2 separate regions of the Homo sapiens genome follow, and region 1 is linked to region 2. A link is an interaction called in ENCODE POLR2A ChIA-PET data of the cell type or tissue named here. Cell type or tissue: PC-9. All regions are shown on one strand. Each heading gives the region's core, and the rest is flanking DNA. Links, peaks and the distances in the headings are about the cores only.

What was found. ChIA-PET counts read pairs that join two places held together with the same protein. Peaks named below come from ENCODE experiments on the same cell type or tissue, not always from the same donor. Only the 100,000 strongest peaks of a DNase experiment are listed, where the experiment ranks them.
Region 1: POLR2A ChIA-PET joins it to region 2 with 17 read pairs; 1 of 35 experiments calls an interaction of 5 or more read pairs at or near these places.

The regions. Positions count from the first base shown.
Region 1 is chr11:47,510,034-47,517,694 of GRCh38, reverse strand. All of the region lies in intron 1 of CELF1 (CUGBP Elav-like family member 1), which reads left to right. Among named protein-coding and RNA genes, the nearest start is that of CELF1, 39 kb to the left of the region's middle. RefSeq lists a silencer at 3,996-4,135 and an enhancer at 6,570-7,444. In PC-9, for the core only: no CTCF peak of the experiment used is centred there; a DNase peak (open chromatin) is centred at 4,210; H3K27ac peaks cover 5,000 bases.
Region 2 is chr11:47,188,751-47,196,411 of GRCh38, reverse strand. It overlaps the pseudogene RPS20P26. Among named protein-coding and RNA genes, the nearest start is that of PACSIN3, 6.1 kb to the right of the region's middle. In PC-9, for the core only: no CTCF peak of the experiment used is centred there; DNase peaks (open chromatin) are centred at 2,171, 4,101 and 5,081; H3K4me3 peaks cover 1,033 bases; H3K27ac peaks cover 4,282 bases.

The sequences.
Region 1 (7,661 bases), core at 1,584-6,583, 320 kb before region 2:
GGCAACAAGAGCATAACTTCGTCTCAAAAAAAAAAAAATTTCTGTAGAATAGGTAACGTGTTCACATGTAAACAATTCAACCACTGTTCCACCTCTACAACTACTGTTAGCAGTTATTTCTTTATCCATCCAGAGATACTCTGTTCATATACAAGCCATGTGTAATTCCTTTCTTATTATATGAATACGTCTTGATCAGTTAGCTGCCTTATTTTCTTTAATAGCTACATAGTGTTCTGTTGTATGGTTATACTGTATTTAATAGCCTTCAATTAATGGGCATATGTTTTCAGGTTTTGCTGATGTAAACAATGTTCTTATGAATGCCCCTTTGCATACTTTGTATACATCAGATACAAGATTATTTGTAAACTATATTTCTAGAACTGGGATTGCTGAATTCAAAGGGCATGTCTTTTTTTTTTTTTTTTTTTCTCTGTTTGTTTTTTTAGACAGGCTCTCTCTCAGTTGTCCAGGCTGGAGTGCAGTGGCATGATCACAGTTCACTGCAGCCCGACCTCCTGGGCTCAAGTGATTCTCCCGCCTCAGCTTCCCAAGTAACTGGGACTACAGGCACGTGCCACCACACCCAGCTAATTTTTGAATTTTTTTGTAGAGATAAGTCTCACTATATTGCCTGGGCTGGTCTGGAACTTGTGGGCTCAAGCAGTCCTCCCAAAGTGCTGAGATTATAAGTGTGAGCCACTGTGCTCAGCTCAGTTTTCAATATTGATGAGATACTATCCCTTTTTATATTTTGCAAGTGATATTATCCATTGAAAAATACTAGTGAGCTGGGCGTGGTGGCTCATGTCTGTAATCCCAGCACTTGGGGACACTGAGGCAAGTGGATCACCTGAGGTCAGGAGTTCAAAACCAGCCTGGCCAACATGATGAAACCTTGTCTCTACTAAAAAAATATAAAAATTAGCCAGGCTTGGTGGCTTGGGCCTGTAGTCCCAGCTACTGGGGAGGCTGAGGCAGGAAAATTGCTTACAACTGGGAGGCAGAGATTGCAGTGAGCCAAGATCATGCCACTGCACTCCAGCCTAGGCGACAGAGCGAGACTCTGTCTCAAACAAAAAAAAAAAAAGAGAATATTATTAATGGAGATGGGGAGGCCTAATAATTGCAATGTCAGTCAAGCAATTACCCTAAAGAGTTGCTAGAATAAACATAGGATCTGCAATACCCGGAAGATTTAAGAAACCCTCTTGAGATGAGCTTAATTATCAGCTGTAGCAACCATTATTGCTATTATTGTTGGAGAAGAGGCAGGTTGCCTAGAGGAGGTGGAAGCAGCTGCTCGCCTTCCTTTTAAACTAAATTCGGGGGAATTTGGTGATACTAGCTAAATCTGCAAGTCATCTCTATTTTACTTTCAGTGTATTAGAGCATTACTTTCACTCACTTATTATGATCTTGACCAATTCAAAAAACATTTGTGGTCCATGGGCCATTCAGTCCTTTTCTCTCTCTCTTTTTATTTTTATTTTTTATTTTGAGACAGAGTCTTGCTCTGTCACCCAGGCTGGAGTGCAGTGACATGATTTCAGTTCACCTCCTGGGTTCAAGCAATTCTTCCTGCCGTAGCCTCCCAAGTAGCTGGGATTACAGGCGCCTGCCACCATGCCCAGCTAATTTTTGTATTTTTAGTAGAGATAGGGTTTCACCATGTTGAACCCGGGAGGCAGAGGTTGCAGGGAGCCAAGATTGCACCACTACCCTCTAGCCTGGGTGACAGAGCAAGACTCTATCTAAAAAAAAATAAATAAGTAAATAATAAAGAGAGGCAAAGTAATATTTTGAGTTTCCCAATAAAAGGCATTTTACAAGCTGCCTTATTTTACCAAATACAGCACTGTGACTCAAGAAAGTCCAAGTCCCAGTGGTTGGTTGTGGAACCCAGGTCTCTTAATCCCTTATCTTCCCTTTAGTTCCTTCATCTGAAAAATGGGAATGAAAATGCTGAAGAATCTCCTTTGAGCACTCAGAAAAATAATTATAGTCCTTTCCAAAGGTTATGTGTTATAATGACTCCGCAAGAGACATCAAGATTATAAGGTGATTTTAAAAGTCGCTCTGACAGGGCTTGAGAAAAAAATTAGTCACATTCTGCCTACATGGTACTAACATATGGTGCAGCCCTGATGAGCTGCACAAGTGGGCTGAAATCAAAATGCAGTTGGAAAGAGGAGCAGTAGTGACTCACTAGATAAGACAGATTTGGCCTCATGGCAGGGCAGTGAAACTAAGAAGGAACTGTGGTCTTAGAACATGCCAGATTTGAGCAAGTGATCATGAATATTATGGAAAGGTTGAATGACTGAGCCTTTGGGTTTGAATTAGGTACTTTGTCTGGTGTCACAGTCCTTGGAGCGAGCACCCTCCCTCGGTGGGTTCAGAGCTCCCACTCCCTCCACCTCCCTCACTTCTGTGTATTACTTCTGTGTATCATTCCCTGTGCCTTTGAAGGTAGAAGCCACCAGGCAAATACTTAACACTGGTGTGCCTGGAACATTGGGTTCAAACTGCAATGATAGGTAGAAGCGTTAGTAATTCTGCCCAGAGAAAGCTGTGCATTAGCTTAGCTACCATATGTAAATTGCTACTGCTGCATCCAGCAATTTGTTGTCCATTGTTGACAGTACTGCCATGGTAAAGAAACAGGAACTATAGAAAGAATTAGATTCCTCCTCCCACCTCCCAGCTCTCACCACAGTAGGAAGCTGTTTGGGGAGCAGAGAGGAAATACGGGGGATTTGAGAGTTACACCCAGTGTGTGGGCATTTGGGGAGGAAATAGGAAAAGAGATTTTTTAAATTATTTTATTTTTTGAAACAAGGTCTTGCTCTGTCAGCCAGACTGGAGTGCAGTGGCACGATCATGGCTCACTGCAGCCTCAAATTTCTGGACTCAAGCAATCTTCCTACCTCAGCATCCAAATTAGGGCTACAGGCGTGCACTGCCATGCCTGTCTGATTTTTTTTTTTTTTTTTTTTGTAGAGATAGGGTCTTGCTATGTTGCCGAGGCTGGTCTCAAACTCCTGGGTGCTAGAGATGTTCCTGCCTTGGCCTCCCAAAGTGCTGGGATTACAGGCATGAGCCATCATGCCTGGCCAAAAAGAGATTTTTAAAAATGTTTTTTGCATGCTCTGTTTGCCTCATCTGAGTGCCTCTAAAATAGGGTGTCTCTCAGGTGAGACGACCTCTGGTTTAGGTGCTTATATACTCATGGAAAGATCATATAACTAAATGGGAGGTGAGCTAGATTAGGGAGGTAGTTCTATTTATTGGTTGTGAATATGCAAGGATGCTATTGGCAGAGTCAAGCTTTAGGCCATTTGTGGCTCTGATCCTTTAATAATGGCTGCTTACGAGAAAATGTTTATCATTGTTAGGTGCAAAAAAGTAGGTTGTGCAGTATTATACTTAGTATAATATTGAATTTGAAAATTCTGTGTATTTGAGGCCAGACATGGTGGCTCATGCCTGTAATCCCAGTACTTTGGGAGGCCAAGGTGAGCCCATCACTTGAGGTCAGGAGTTCCAGCCTGGCCAACATGTCGAAACCCTGTCTGTACTAAAAAATACAAAAATTAGCTGGGTGTGGTGGTGCACGCCTGTAGTCCCAGCTACTTGGGAGGCTGAGGCAGGAGAATTGCTTGAACCCGGGAGGCAGAGGCTGCAGTGAGCTGAGATCATGCCACTGCACTCCAGCCTGGACAACAGAACAAGACTCCATCTGGGGGGAAAAAAAAAAGGAAAATTTTGTGTATTTGAGTGTTTGTACATTTTATTGTATGCATGGAAGAAATCCTGGTAGAAGATAAACCAAAATATGGTTGTAAGTATAATTAATTAAAGTTGGGGAAATGGAAAAATTAAAACAGGAAGGAATACTTATGAAATATTTTGTTTAAAAAAAAAAAAAGAGGGTGGCCGGGCGCAGTGGCTCACGCCTGTAATCCTAGCACTTTGGGAGGCCGAGGTGGGCGGATCACGAGGTCAGGAGATCGAGACCATCCTGGCTAACATGGTGAAACCCCATCTCTACTAAAAATACAAAAAATTAGGCGTGGTGGCGGGTGCCTGTAGTCCCAGCTACTCGGAAGGCTGAGGCAGGAGAATGGCATGCACCCGAGAGGCGGAGCTTGCAGTGAGCTGAGATCACGCCACTGCACTCCAGCCTGGGTGACAGAGCGAGACTCTGTCTCAAAAAAAAAAAAAGAGGGGGTGCTGCCCACATGTTGCTTTTACAGTACCTGCAATTTCAGGGGGGAAAACCCCCAAAAAACTAGGAAGTGCAAGTATGTCTCAATTCAGGAAAGTTCATAGAAACTTTACAAATTACACCAGATAAACTGGGGAATTAAGTTCAACAATTGAAGGTCTGATATGTGTTACTTTTATTCAGGTGTTCTGTGGATATGAATATAAATGAGAAAGTTGAAACATAGTTCACTAACAACATTTTGAAATGAGATTAAAATCACTAACAACATTTTAAATGAGGTGAATTGTATGTGATGTGGACTAAACTAGATAGCTGTTTAAAAACTTGTTTAGAGAAAATACAATTATAGTTTTAGATGACCTAGTGTTAGTCTAGATTAATCTAGTCCCATCCTCTAGGGATTGGAAGTCCAAGAGGGGACCATTCTAAGAATGGTTGTGAACCCCTTATAGAATCTGATGAAAGCTGTGGATTTTGTTTTCAGGAAATCTCACTTGTCCATTTTCACACGGTTTAGCATAAAGTTTAGTCTGTTTAGCCTAAAGCATTGTTGGGCTTACAGGCCTCCAGCTCCTGAGAGGTCTGCTTCCCGCTTGATCCTTTTATCTGTTTACTTGGCTCTCTGGAGCATGAGAGTAGGTGAACATGGAGTTTTCCAAAGCAGGGGGCCTAACTTACTTATTGAGCTAGGCATGTAACAGGAAGAAAGAAGTAAAGGGCATTGCAAGCTGACCAAAAAGTAATACTTTAAAGAGAATATACTTTTCCCAAGTTATTTCTATTATTTGTCTTTTTTCTCTTTTCCAGTTAAAAGTTTGGGCAGGGTGCGGAGGCTCACATCTGTAATCCCAACATTTCGGGAGGCTGAGGCAGGCAGATCATTTGAGGTCAGGAGTTCGAGACCACCCTGGCTAACATGGCCAGACTCTGTCTCTACTAAAAATACAAAAAAAATTAGCTGGGCAGAGTGATCCCTCATCTCTAAAAAAAAAAAAAAAAAAAAAATTCTGGGCACGGTGGCTCATGCCTGTAATTCCAGCACTTTGGGAGGCCAAGGCAGGTGGATCATGAGGTCAGGAGATCAGGACTATCCTGGCTAATACAGTGAAAACCTGTCTCTACTAAAAATACAAAAAAATTAGCCAGGCTTGGTGGCCAGTGCCTGTAGTCCCAGCTACTCAGGAGGTTGAGGCAGGAGAATCGTTTGAACCTGGGAGGCGGAGGTTGCAGTAAGCAGAGATCATGCCACCGCACTCCAGCCTGGGAAACAGAGCGGGACTCCATCTCAAAACAAAACAAAACAAAAAACCGGGCACAGTGGCTCACTCCTGTAATCCTAGCTTACTCTGGGAGGCCAAGGAGGGTGGATTGCCTAAACTCAGGAGTTCAAGACCAGCTTTGGCAACATGGGGAAACCCTGTTTCTGCTGAAAATACAAAACATTAGCTGGGCATGATGGCTTGTGCCTGTAGTCCTAGCTGCTTGGGAGGCTGAGGCACAAGAAGCACTTGAACCCGGGAGGCAGAGGTTGCAGTGAGTCGAGATCATGCCACTTCACTTCAGCCTGGAAAAGAGAGAGAGACTCTGTCTCAAAAAAAAAGTCAGACTCAACTTTATGGCCCTTAGCATTTAAACAGACTTTCTGTGGGTTATGTGCATGAGCTTCCTTGGAGACAATTTTTAACCTGAAGCAGCCTTCTTAGCCCGGATCTCTGTGATCTTGAGGGAGTCATTTCATCTCTGTATCTTTTCTCATCTGCAAAATGGAGATAGCGTACGTATGAGGATTAAATGTAAAGCACCCAAAACAGGTCATAGTGTATGGTAAATGCTCAAAAAATGTTAGCTCGTACTTATTGCCACTTTACAAATGTCTAGACATTTCTCTTTACTTTTAGGTGATAAGGGTTTACAAACTTTAAATGCCATATTCCATCAATTTGAAGATGCACATTTATTAGCACTGATGGTATGTTAAATACATTGATTCTAAAGATAGAAAAATTTATTGTTCAAAAAACCATTTATGTCAAAGCCAGATATAATATTGATGAATTATCTATTGTTTGAATTATTTCATCTAGTTCTCATATTTCCCAAGAGGTTATCCTGAGGGCCAAGAGAGACTGACAGTTGGGGCCTGCCTCTCCCTCCTCTATCTTTGACCTGAACAGCCTGACTTTCATGTTTAGGAGAAAAACAGTTCTGCTTTTAAGATCGTTTAAAAACCTCTAATCTGGATAGTAGTTAGATTATTTTTTTGTTTTGGTTTTTGAGACGATCTTGCTCTGTTGCCTAGGCTGGAGTGCAGTGGTGCCATCACAGCTCACTGCAGCCTCGACCTCTGGGCTCAAGCAATCCTCCCACCTCAGCCTTCCAAGTAGCTGGGACTACAGACACATGTCACCACACCCATCTAATTTTTTTTTTTCTTTTTGGGTAGCAACAGGGTTTCATGATGTTGCCCAGGCTGGTCTCAAACTTGTGGGCTCATGCAGTCCTCTCACTTGAGCTTCCCAGAGTGTTGGGATTATAGGTATGAGCCACTGTACCCAGCTAAATTCTTTTTCTTCCTGGCTAAATTCTTTATTAGCTCCCTGTCTTATATCAAGGAAGTTTTTCAAGGAATTTTAAGGTTGCTTACTAACAGTTGTTAGTTAAGAGTGAGTTGGCCAGATGCGGGGGCTTGCACCTGTAATCCCAGCACTTTGTGAGGCCAAGAGGGGGTGGATCGCTTGAGCCCAGGAGTTCAAGACCAGCCTGGGCAACATGGCAAAACCCCTTCTCTACAAAAAATACAAAAATTAGCCGGGCGTGGTGGTGCACACCTGTAGTTCAAGCTACTTGGGAAGCCGTGGTGGGAGGATTGCTTGAGCCCAGGAGGCGGAGGTTGCAGTGAGCCGAGATGACACCGCTGCATTCCAGCCTGGGCAACAGAGCGAGACCCTCAAAAACAAAAAACAGTGAGTCTTACTAATGAGGCCAAGTTCATGGGTTTAGGACTGATGTATGTTATTGAACATCATCGTGCCACAGGCCCTTGTCTCTGGACTTTGTGATCTAGCACGTGCTATGTAAGAGCTGCTGATGGTGACTGAGTCAGTGCCAGTCATCCTGGGAAAGACAATATTTTGTCATTTACTCAGCATACAAGCTGTATAGGCCAGTAGAAAACACTAAGAATAAAGAGCTTATTACCTTGCCTATTCTAAGAAAGGCTTTTAGAGGATCTGAGAGCCTTTTCTGTCAGTGAAGTTAAAAAACTTCTTATGAGGTTGTATTTTAAATGTCTTTAAACATTTATCGCAGGTAGATAATATTGGAACTCTCAGCTAGCTTGCCCTTCATCTTGCTCTCACCACTCTCCCTACTTCCTTACTTTTTTTTTTCTTTTTTGAGACAGTATCTCACCCTGTTGCCCAGG
Region 2 (7,661 bases), core at 1,248-6,247:
ATAGGGAGATATTTGGTCATTTTTGTGTTTTGGACCATGTTCATATTTTTGCCTGTGTTCTGACATGAGTGATGATTTTTTTTGTTTGTTTGTTTGTTTTTTGAGACAGAGTCTTGCTTTGTCGCCCAGGCTGGTGTGCAACGGTGCAATCTCAGCTCACTGCAACCTCCGCCTCCCCGGTTCAAGTGATTCTCCTGCCTCAGCCTCCTGAGTAGCTGGGATTACACCCGACCTCAGGTGATCCAGCCACCTCGGCCTCCCAAAGTGTTGGGATTACAGGCTAATTTTTTTATTTTTAGTAGAGACGGGGTTTCACCATGTTGGTCAGGCTGGTGTCAAACTCCTGACCTCAGGTGATCCGCCCTCCTTGGCCTCCCAAAGTGCTGAGATTACAGGCATGAGCCACCTTGCCCGGCCCCATGCATATCTCATACCTCCATGGCTGCCACCCTGTTCATCTTCTGTGGTCATCTGACCCCGTACCATCTACCGCAGATACTTCTTAATTGGATTTCCCTGCTTTTTCTCTCTTTCTAATCCATGAGTCAGGCCAGTTTTTGTGTAAGGGGCAGATAGTAAATATTTTAGGCTGTCTGAGCCATATGATTTCTGTCGCACCTACGGTACTAACTCTACCATTGTGGTGTGAAAACAGCCAAAGGCAATTTATAAATAAATGAGTGTGGCTGTGTTCCAATCCAACTTTATTTGTAGATGCCAAAATTTGAATTTCCTATAACCTTTGTGCGTCACAAAATAGTCTTCTTTTTATTATTTTTTTCATCAATTTAAAACGGTAAAAACCGGCCCAGTGCAATGGCTCACGCCTGAAATCCCAACACTTTGGGGAGCCAAGGCAGGAGGATCACTTGAGCCCAGGAGTTCAAGACCAGCCTGAGGAACACAGGGAGACCTTGTCTCTGTAGAAAAAAAAGAAAGGGTGCAGCACACCAACATGGCACATATATACATATGTAACAAACCTGCACGTTGTGCACATGTACCCTAGAACTTAAAGTATAATAAAATAATAATAATAATAATAAATAAAAGTAAAAAAAAAAGAAAAAAAGTAAAAACCAGTCTTAGCTGTGGGCCATATAGGCCATGGTTTGCTAATTCCTTGCTCTAATCCATTCCTCATGCAACATCCAAAAAGGCCATTCAGTTCCCTCCTCTGCTTAAATCCCTCCAAGGGCCCCCTCTTGCACTCGGAACAGAACTCACAAAGCCTGGTAGTGTCTGGGTGCTGCCTGCCTCTCCCACCTCATTCTAGGCCTCTCACCCGCTCATTCACCGTGCCCTGCCCACTCCACCCTTCTGACCTGGAAGGTCAAGTTCTCATGTAAGGACCTTTTCATACATCAGTCTTCAGTTGTTCCGCCTGGAATGCCGTTCCCTAGGTCCCCTCTTCACCTTCTTAACTTCCATTTGTCTTCTGGGTCTTTTTGGGTGGAGGCTTAAACTCCCTGAAGCCACACTCCCACTATCCTCTTCCAGCACACTGTCCCTTTTTTTTTTCCTTCAAACACTCATGACAATTGGTAATGATGTTTTTGGACCTTTATTTGATTTCAGTGGAAAATTCCATGAAGTAGACATCTTGTCTGCTTTCTTTTTTTGTCTTGAGACGGAGTCTCGCTCTGTCACCCAGGCTGGAGTGTAGTGGCGCCATCTCAGCTCACTGCAACCTCTGCCTCCCCGGTTCAAGCAATTCTCCTGCCTCAGTCTCCTGAGTAGCAGGGACTACAGGCGTGCGCCACTATGCCCGGTTAATTTTTGTATTTTTAGTAGAGACAGGGTTTCACCATGTTGGTCAGGCTGGTCTTGAACTCTTGACCTCAAGTGATCCACCCTCCTCGGCCTCCCAAAATGCTTGGATTACAGGCGTGAGCCACCGCACCTGGCCTGCTTTCTTCGAATTAAGGACTGAGCACCCAGCCTGGTGTTGGTCACACAATGGGTGCCCAAGTGCACCAGGGTAGGCTTCTGGAGCAGGAGCCTCCCGGCCAACAGAGCTGAAACCCGGAGTACACAATGGCAACTCCTGGGGCGTCTCCTGCTGAGGCGGGGACCAGCTAAAGAATCTGCCTGGGGCAATGGCAGATTCCCGGAACTACCGGTTCCTCCCCTTTTTAGACTATATAGGGTAACATCATTTTTTTTTTTTTTAATAGGGTAACTTCCTGACCCTGGAGAAACTTTCTCTATAGGCTGCACTGTTGAAACCTGCGATTCATTTTCACCCGAGTGCCATCGGTCTGCCTTGGTAACCTATAAACAGCCTGCCCCACTGAGGTTAACTGCTCTCAATAACTGGGACCAGTCTTTACACGGGACTGCCTGAGCTCTGAAAAACATAGCTGTGAAATTAGAATACTTTACTCAGCTGCCTGTCAGGAATCCTGGGGCAATGTCCAGAGGCCACGGAGGGAAACTCACAAAGCAGCCTTCAGAGGAGACAGCCCTGCCTGCAGCACTTAGCCGGCTCTGATCTACTCTCGGCAGGGTGGCCAGAGTTATCATTAAAAAGGGGAAATCTGGCTGGGCGCCGTGGCTCATGCCTGTAATCCCAGCACTTTGGGAGGCCAAGGCAGGTGGATCACGAGGTCAGGAGTTCAAGACCAGCCTGGCCAAGATGATGAAACCCCGTCTCTACTAAAAATACAAAAATTAGCCATGGTAGCAGGCATCTGTAATCCCAGCTACTTGGGAGGCTGAGGCAGGAGAATTGCTTGAACCCGGGAGGCGGAGGTTACAGTGAGCCAAGATTGCACCACTGCACTCCAGCCTGGGCGACAGAGCGAGACTCTGTCTCAAAAAAATAAATAAATAAAATAAAAGGGGAAATCTGATCTACCTACTCTCATGGACACTTCCCACTGCCTATAGGGTAGCGTCCAAATTCCCTAGCCCACTTTGCAAATCTTCACCATCCAATCCCAACCTATCTTTCCAGCTTCATCTTCCATCTGCTTCTGTTACCAGAAAGGTGTCCTGATCCAGACCCCAGGAGAGGGTTCTTGGGTCTGGTGAAAGAGAATTTGAGGCGAATCCATAGAATAAAGTGAGAGCAAGTTTATTAAGAAAGCAAAGGAATAAAGCATGGCTACTCTGGCCAGGAACGGTGGCTTATGCCTGTAATCTCAGCACTTTGGGAGGCTGAGGCAAGTGGATCACCTGAGGTCAGGAGTTTGAGACCAGCCTGGCCAACATGGCAATAACCCGTCTCTACAAAAATACAAAAATTAGCCAGGCATGGTGGTGCACACCTGTAATCTCAACTACTTTGGTGGCTGAGGCAGGAGGATCGCTTGAACCCAGAAGGCAGAGGTTGCAGTGAGCTGAGGTCGCACCACTGCACTCCAGCCTGGGTGACAGAATAAGACTCTGTCTCAAAAAAAAAAAAAAAGCTACTCCACAGGCAGAGCAGCAGCAAGGGCTGCTCACCTAAGAATACCTTTTTTTTTTTTTTTTTTGAGACGGAGTCTCGCTCTGTCGCCCAGGCTGGAGTGCAGTGGCGCTATCTCGGCTCACTGCAAGCTCCGCCTCCTGGGTTCACCCCATTCTCCTGCCTCAGCCTCCCAAGTAGCTGGGACTACAGGCGCCCGCCACCACGCCTGGCTAATTTTTTGTATTTTTAGTAGAGACGGGGTTTCGCCTTGTTAGCCAGGATGGTCTTGATCTCCTGACCTCGTGATCCACCCGCCTTGGCCTCCCAAAGTGCTGGGATTACAGGCGTGAGCCACTGCGCCCGGCCCTAAGAATACTTAAGTTATTTTTTGATTATATGCTAAACAAGGGGTGGATTATTCAGGAGCTTTCTGGTCAAGGGGTGGGCAATTCCCGGAACTGTGGGTTTCTCCCTTTTTTAGACTACATAGAGTAAATTTCTGACATTGCCATGGCATCCGTAAACTGTCCTGGCACTGGTAGGAGTGTCTTTTAGCATGCTAATGTATTAGATTTAGCGTATAATGAGTAGTGAGGATGACCAGAGGTCACATTGCCATATTGGTTTTGGTAGGTTTTGGCCAGCTTCTTTATCGCATCCTTTTATCAGCTGGACTCAGCATGCCTAACCTCCTTGGAATGCAGCCCAGTAGGTCTGAGCCTTATTTTACCCAGCCCCTATTCAAGCTGGAGTCTCTCTGGTTCAAATGCCTCTGATACCTCCACCCCATCATGACCTCATTATTCTAGAGATTCGAGACCTGCACAGTCCAATACAGTAGCCACTACTCACATGTAGTTGTTAATTTTTTTTTTTTTTTTTTTTTTTTTTTTTTGTGACAGGATCCCACTCTGTTGCCCAGGCTGGAGTGCAGTGGCCCAATCACTGCTCACTGCAGCCTTGACCTCTCAGGCTCCGGTGACCTCAGCCTCCTCAGTAGCTGGCACTACAGGTATGTGCCACGACACTCAGCTAATTTTTCTTTTTTTTTTTTGACATAGAGTCTCGCTCTGTCATCCAGGCTGGACTGCAGTGGTACAATCTTGGCTCACTATAACCTCTGCCTCCTGAGTTCAAGCAATTCGCCTGCCTCAGCCCTGCCCTGAGTAGCTGGGACTATAGGTGCATACCACCATGCCAGACTAATTTTTGTATTTTTAGTAGAGACGTGGTTTCACCATCTTGGCCAGGCTGGTCTCGAACTCCTGGCCTAAAGTGGTCCTCCTGCCTCGGCCTCCCAAAGTGCTGGGATTACAGGCATGAGCCACCACGCCTGGCCTAATTTCAAAATTTTTAAATTGGAGGAAGACGCGGTCGTAGGTGCTGTGAGTCTCTCGTCCGCACTCTCCTGCTCCTGACTCACTGCTGTTCACTCTCGCTGAGGAAAAAGTCGGTCAGGAAGCCACGCAGCAGCCATGGCTTTTAAGGATACCGGAAAAACACCCGTGGAGCCGGAGGTGGCGATTCACTGAATTCGAATCACCCTAACAAGCCGCAACATAAAATCCCTGGAAAAGGTGTGTGCTGACTTGATCAGAGGCGCAAAGGAAAAGAATCTCAAAGTGAAAGGACCAGTCCGAATGCTTACCAAGACTTTGAGAATCACTACAAGAAAAACCCCTTGTGGTGAAGGTTCTAAGACATGGGATCGTTTCCAGATGAGAATCCACCAGCGACTCATTGACTTGCACAGTCCTTCTGAGATTGTTAAGCAGATTACTTCCATCAGTATTGAGCCAGGAGTTGAGGTGGAAGTCACCATTGCAGGATGCTTAAGTCAACAATTTTAATAAATTGATTACCAGTTGTTAAAAAAATTTTTTTTTAATTAAAAGTTTATGTTTTCTCTTTTTTTTTTGAGACGGAGTTTCGCTCTTGTTGCCCAGGCTGGAGTGCAATGGAGCAATCCCAGCTCACTACAACCTCCGCCTCCCAGGTTCAAGCAATTCTCCTGCCTCAGCCTCCTGAGTAGCTGGGATTACAGGCATGAGCCACCATGCCCGGCTAATTTTGTATAGTAGAGATGGGGTTTCTCCATGTTGGTCAGGCTGGTCTTGAACTCCCAGCCTCAGGTGATCCACCCAACCTCGGCCTCCCGAAGTGCTGGGATTACAGGCGTGAGCCACTGCACCCGGCAAGTTTATGTTTTCAATAGCCACATTTCAAGTGCTCAACAGTCTCATGCTACTAGTGGCTATCATATTGGCCAGCACAGCTATAGAACATTCCCACCACTGCAGAAAATAATTGGACAGCACTATTTTAGATACAAATACCCACTCGCCCACCCCCCAGTTTTTAATTTTAGTTACATAATTTACACATAGGTACATTCTCATTGTAAATTTTCTAACATTACAAAAATGTCCCTTACCAATTCTAGACCTCTGCCTAAAGATAAACGCCAAAATCAGTATGAAGTATATTTTCTGTGAAGATTTAGTGTGTTTTGCATTTTGCTTTTTTCCCTTGACATCGTCTTGGAGGTCTTCTTATAAGAATACATCTCTTGGCTGGGTGCGGTGGCTCATGTCTGTAATCCCAGCAGTTTGGGAGGCCAAGGCGGGTGGATCATGAGGTCAGGAGTTTGAGCCCAGCCTGACCAACATGGTGAAACCCCGTCTCTACTAAAAATACAAAAATTAGCCAGGCGTGGTGGCACGTGCCTGTAATCCCAGCTACTCAGGAGGCTGAGGCAGGAGAATCGCTTGAACCCGGGAGGTGGAGGTTGCAGTGAGCTGAGATTGCGCCATTACACTCCAGCCTGGGCGACAGAGCAAGACGCCGTCTCGAAAAAAAAAAAAAAAGAATATGTCTCTCTCTACCTTGTTCTTTTTTTTTTTTTTTTTTTTTTTTTGGTTTGTTTTTGTTTGAGATGGAGTTTTGCTCTCGCTTCCCAGGCTGGAGTGCAATGGCGCAATCTCAGCTCACTGCAACCTCCGCCTCCTGGGTTCAAGCGATTCTCCTGTCTCAGCTTCCCAAGTAGCTGGGACTAAAGGCACACGCCACCACACCTGGCTAATTTTTGTATTTTTAGTAGAGAAGGGGTTTCACTTTGTTGGCCAGGCTGGTCTCGAACTCCTGCCTCTAGCTTGTTCTTGAGTTTTTGCAGAGTAATCCACAGCATGAATGAACTTTAGGTTGTTCAACTATTGCCTTCATGATGAACATTTGTTTTCAGTTCTCCCCTGTTGCAAACAGTACTATATGCAAACATCATTGTACCTCTTTCTGCATTTGTACATGTTCGTCCAGGGTAAATACCAAAAAGTAGAATTGCTAGGTCACAAAGTCATATGGTAACACCCCTGGGGCTTGGCACACCCTGAAGCTCCTGCCTAGAATGCCTGTCCACGTGACTAATTCCTACTCATCAAGACCTATCAGTGTCATGTCCTGTGAAAGGCCGTCCCTTCTGCCTGTTTTCTCTCAATACTTCCTATCTGCCTTGCATCATTACGGTACACTTGGACTCTGCCTTATTTAACTTTGTACTCCCAACATTCCTAGCATAGCCTTAGCATGGAGTAAAAACTCAAGTGTTTTCTTGGCTGGGTGAATGAATGCATAAATAAACAAATGAAGGCACAGTGGTTAGGATATTCCAGAAACTCAAGGTGAGTCTGTGAGTGGCGTGAAATCTGGCTATGGACCAATCTGCCCATTGGTACCCTGAGCCAAATGCCTTGCTAGATTTGTCTTTTTTTCTTTTTGAGAGAAAGTTTCCTTCGACCAGGCTGGAGAGCAGTGGCGCAATCTCAGCTACCTAAGCCTCCCGGGTTCAAGCAATTCTCCTGTCTCAGCCTCCCAAGTAGCTGGGACTACAGGCGTCCACGACCACGCCTGCTAGTTTTTTTGTGTTTTTAGTAGAGATGGGGTTTCATTATTGGCCAGGCTGGTCTTGAACTCCTGACCTCAGGTGATCCACCTGCCTCAGCCTCACAAAGTGCTGGCATTACAGGCGTGAGCCACTGTGCCCAGCCTTAGATTTCTGTCATTTTTTTTCTTTTTCTTTTTGAGATGGAGTTTTGTTCTTGTCGCCCAGGCTGGAGTGCAATGGCACGATCTCAGCTCACTGCAACCTCCACCTCCCAGGTTCAAGCGATTCTCCTGCCTCAGCCTCCTAAGTAGCTGGGATTACAGGCACCCGCCACCATGCCCAGCTAATTTTTGTATTTTTAGTAGAGATGGGGTTTCACCATGTTGG